Linked DNA regions of Mus musculus: region 1 is linked to region 2. The links are chromatin loops, found by intact Hi-C in ENCODE. Cell type or tissue: left cerebral cortex. All regions are shown on one strand.

What was found. A loop is a pair of places that touch in the nucleus more often than their neighbours do. Peaks named below come from ENCODE experiments on the same cell type or tissue, not always from the same donor. Only the 100,000 strongest peaks of a DNase experiment are listed, where the experiment ranks them.
Region 1: it touches region 2 in a loop (2.0-fold over the local background); 4 of 42 quality-filtered maps call a loop at or near these places.

Annotation. Positions count from the first base shown.
Region 1 is chr4:101,641,474-101,643,973 of GRCm38, forward strand. Dnajc6 (DnaJ heat shock protein family (Hsp40) member C6) reads left to right here. Exons shown (of 19, transcript NM_001164583.1): 19 at 1-1,326. Among named protein-coding and RNA genes, the nearest start is that of Leprot, 5.1 kb to the right of the region's middle. In left cerebral cortex, a CTCF peak has its summit at 1,480 (motif pointing left); DNase peaks (open chromatin) are centred at 1,471 and 1,906; H3K27ac peaks cover 460 bases.
Region 2 is chr4:101,383,987-101,386,486 of GRCm38, forward strand. The region is part of intron 3 of 0610043K17Rik (RIKEN cDNA 0610043K17 gene); the gene reads left to right. Among named protein-coding and RNA genes, the nearest start is that of E130102H24Rik, 29 kb to the left of the region's middle. In left cerebral cortex, a CTCF peak has its summit at 1,197 (motif pointing left); DNase peaks (open chromatin) are centred at 1,209 and 2,114.

The DNA of each region.
Region 1 (2,500 bases), 260 kb after region 2:
ACACTTTGTATAGACCTGGCATTCTGGTGACTGCAAGCCAGGGGAAAAACAGAGAAGATAACACTGAGTGCTATTTAGAAGGGTTTGGTTGGGGATAGAGCTGTGGTGTGCCTTCAGATCCAATTGGATAGCTTGCCAGTTGAGGAGTCAGAGTCCCACCCACCCAGTGGATCTGGCCCCTCCCACCCCGGGATTATCTCCGCTGGGTTTGCTGTTGGATGCATGTGAAAACTATGCAAGAATGAAACTTTCCCAGACTGACATCAGCTGGTGGCAGTTCACTCCAGTGCTCAGAGCTTCCCACTTTGCAGGGGAAGCAGCTCCTACTGCTGGGACTTCGCTAGGTCTCTGGGTGAGCACATGTGCGGCATCTATTTATCTATCCATACCTGCATATGAATATGTCTAACGTGCACACACACATTCACAAAGCAGGTGGTCAAAAAGATTATCATGCTGATCTTAAAAGGTTCACATTCAATATTGTGAAAAGCTTTCAGAAGTTGTGTTTCCAAGACAATCATTTTGTTTGTTTGTTTCTGTTTTAATATTCTTGTGACAACTAAGTTGAAAAAGCAGCATGTCAGAAATAATTTTGATTCTATATAGACCTCTTCTCTTTTTTTAAATTATAAAAGTTTATTATTTATTTTACCTTTAACTGATAATGTGAAATTCTCAAAAATATGTTCTCTTTAAAATATACAGTTGTAAACTCTTCAAAGTAAACATAACAATCTAGGTGTTATTTATTAACGTATTATACAATGATGTCTGACCCAGTATGTGCTTGTCCTATTTAAGATTGGAATGTGAGACATGTTGCTGTGACCTGTTTTGTTTTGTTTTTTTGTTTGTTTTGTTTTTGCCTCATTCCATATTTGTAGATATTGTGTGAACTACAGTATATAATGACAATAATTAAGAGGATATTATGTGGCTGTCACATACATTTTGAGATGATAGAACTATATTAGCTTTGTGTCATGTTTGCATAGGTCATTAACGTTCACGGTTTAAATACCATTAAATGTTATGCGATTAGCAATGAGGAAGAACCCTTCCTTAAATCTGGGAGTTTCCCACCGCTCTTTCCCTGATGCATTATGATCCTGGACGCCTGTCTATCTCAAAACTCTTAACACGTGCAGACCAATAGGTTCTGTGTTCCTTTTAAATACCAGGTTGTGACAGTTTGTTGTTGGCCAGATCCACCATCTCATTCATATTTATTGTAATATATTTTTGTTTTGTAAATACATGAAACAAAACAAAATGTCATTGTTCTAAAATATTTGTAATGTATATTAAAAAGGATACAAAATACTTTTAGAAATATACATTATTTTTGTACCTGCGGGAGTACGAGGGGCCAGAGAGATGACGCAGTGGTTAGACGTGCACACTACTCTTGCAGAGGACCTCAGTACCCACACTGCCTGTGTCTTCAGCTGCAGAGGGCTCTGATGCCCTCTTTTGGTTTCCACAGGCACTTGCATTGACGTGCACACACCCCTCCTCTATACACATGATTAAAATAAAATAGATCTTAAACAAGCAAAGAAGCATCCCAAACCAAACAAATGAGAAATGGAGTACAATGGCAAACTTGACAGACACCCTCTAACCCGACTTGCTTTTAAAGATCGGTAAGGGGGAAGAATCTGAAAAGTGTGGAGTACATTTGCACCAAAAGGTAACCTGACAAGATTCTATGTTTATACTTTCATCTCCCAGTATCACTCATGTCTTGAGGCAGACAGACAGACAGACAGACAGACCCCACTGGTCATGTCTGATGAAAACTGTGTTGCAAAAGGACTCAGCATAGGAATCCTGTTCTTACTAGAATATGAATGTGTTTCCAACCACATGTTTGTGTGCTGAGTCAGAGAGACTGATTTACCATCGAACAGAAATGCTGGATATTTTTAAGCCTGAGGACAGAGAGAACATATGCACATTTGTAGACACACTGTTCCAGAGCATTTGAGCCACGGCTTTGCTGATGTGTCCAGACCAGTGGTTTTCAAGCTTCCTAACTCTGTGACCCTTTAATGCATTTCCTCGTGTTGTATTGATTCCTCTAACCATAAAATTATTTCATTGCTACTGTGTAGCCGTAATTTTGCTACTTTTATGAGCTGTGATATAAATATCTGATATGAAATATCTGTGGGAGCCACAACCCACAGGTTGAGAACCTCTGGTCTGGCAGCTCAGGTCAGTACTAGTGCTACTGGTGAGACCACATTGGGTAAGAAGTCAGCACAAAAGTTGAATTTCAGAGGATGTTATCCTAGTTCAAGACATTTTCCATGATGAAAACACCAGCTTATAAAATGCAGGTCAAATCAAGAGTTTTTTTTTTTTTTTTAACTATTCTAAAAATAAGCCATAAAGTTTGTGGAATGGTGATATATGTTGGTTTGAAACTAAAAGAGTAGCTATGAATACTGATTTTTTTCCTACTTAATATCTGTTATATTGACAAATACTT
Region 2 (2,500 bases):
CCTCTACACACACACACACACACACACACACACACACACACACACACACAGAAAGAGAGAGAGACAGACAGACAGACAGAGACAGAGAGACAGAGACGGAGACAGAGACAAGACAGAGATGGACAGAGACACACATATCCATAGACACACACACACAGAGACAGAGACGTAGACAGAGACAAGACAGAGATGGATAGAGACACACAGACCCATAGACACACACACACAATTATTTTTTAAACCAAGGGGAGAAAAAGCAACTAGCACCAAACTCTGGGGCATTGTGGGTGCACGGGGGTAGGATGCTCTATTGACTGCACCTGGGAGAGATCAAGAGAGAATATCTGAGAACACCTGGAGCAGAGTCCTGAGGAGGACTAGTTTGTAGCTGCAAGAGACCCAGCAGAGTCAGGGCAAAGGATTGCATAGGCATGGTGACAACAGGAACACACAAGGCTAAAGATGGGACAGCATCCAAGTTCAACTGTGTGGCCCGACGAAAGCATGTTAGGAGCTCAGGGAATATAGACAGCACAAGGATGCTATCTTCTATTTCACAGCACTCTATAGTCATCTCTTTGTCATACACTTTGTCATCTCTTATCTTGATTGGACCATGTCATAGTTATGGCACGTGAGCATCAGGGCACAAGTGGCTTGGCTATAGCCTTGCAGGAAGTCGGTTCCTGGCCTTTGGTTCCTGCTTCAGGGGTGATGGTGAGCTGAGGGCTTCTTACTAGCCTCAGCTGTGAGCCACAGCTACATAAGACACTGGGGCAGTGCTGGCTCTGGCTGGGCCTCGTGGGAAAGGTGGGAAGGGAAAGGCCTGAGTGCTCTTCCTACTTTGCTGCTCACCTTTCTCCCTGTGGTGGTGTGGGCTGCTCATCTTGGTCTTTTGGCCTCGGGGCACTCTCTGGATACTAGAGGCCACAGTGCTTTTAGTGCTGCAGGCTGGAGTGAGTGTCCCCTGGAGAGTGGCTTTCTACTATCCTCTGATGGGTGTTGGTGGCTAAGTCCCCCAGCTCTTCCCTCTTCTGTGGGATAGCTGCAATGTTTCCAGAGCTCCCCAGCAGAATCAAGCTCTAGTTGCCAGCAGATCTACTGAATCTCAGTTGTATGGGATGGAGCTGTTTAACCTCTGTTTTCATAAAAATAATTTATAAATGGTTTCTGTTCAACTTCCAAGAGCTAGTTTCTGCCCCCTTGGGGGCGATATTGCCCTTGCTGAGGACACATCTTTTAGAGAGACTTTATGTCAGAGCAAGAGTCAGAGAAACTGCATGGCTGAGTAAACAATAAAAAAGTAGCCCTGGTCTGGTGGTGCACGCCACCTCCTTAGCCCCCAAGCTTTAGTTGTTATTAATTTAAAAAATTTTAGTTAAAAGTATTTTATAGGCATGGTTACCTTGCCTGCATACATGTCTATATACCACACACGTGCAGTGCTCATGAAGACTAGTAGAGGGCATCTGGTTTTCTGGGACTTACAGAATGCTAACTGCCATGTGGGTGCTGAGAATCAAGCCCTTGTCCTTAGAGGACCCAGTGCTCTTAACTGCTAACCCATCTCTCCTGCCTCTAATTAGGTTTCTCTGTCTCTCTATCTCTCTCTGTCTCCATCTCTCTCTGTCTCTTGGTCTGTCTCTGTCTGTCTCCGACTATCCCTCTGTCTCTCTGTCTCTGTCTCTGTCTCTGTCTCTCTCTCTCTCTCTTTTAACAGTCTCATGTATCCCAAACTGGCCTAGAATTCACTATAACCTAAGATTCCTGATCCTCCTGCCTTTACCTCCCAAGTACTAAGATTATGGGTGTCTGTCACCATGCCTGGATTCAGGATGTTTTTTTGTTTGTTTGTTTTTCCCTTGAGACTTTTGCACATACTGCGCCTGGCAGGAATGTTTTCCTAGCTCTTTTGAATGCTCACTTCTGTGGGATAGAACACAGCATAGGAATCCTAATATTGGGACACCAGGCTTCCTGGTAGAAGGATGTATAAACAGACTTGAAGGAGTAGCATAAGCATGGACACTGTGTCTGGTTAGCCTTCCTTACTTCACTGGCTGAATGGGATAGTCTTCCTGCATGCTCCTGGCAACATGAACTATTTCTGACTACTCAAGAAATAGCCCTTAGCTACATGATGTAATTCTCTAAACCTAGTCAGTTCTTTAATAAAGCTGGGTACTGTGGGTGGGGAAGGGTGTACAAGGAGGGCTTTTTCTCTCCATCAGTGAGGAAGGTGTATTGCCATGGTGTGTGCTCACTGAGTATTGACAAATTCAAGGATTGTTGGGTAGAATGATAGAAAAATGAGTAGATAGAGAAATGGATAGAAGGGTGGATGATGGATAGATTAGTTGAATGGGCAGATCAGAAGGATGAGAAGGATAGATGGATGGATGGATAAATGCATAAATGGATCGGTTAGTTGAATGAGAAGATCAGTGGAATGGATACATGCATGTGGGTGGATGGATGGGTGGATGGGTGGATGGATGCA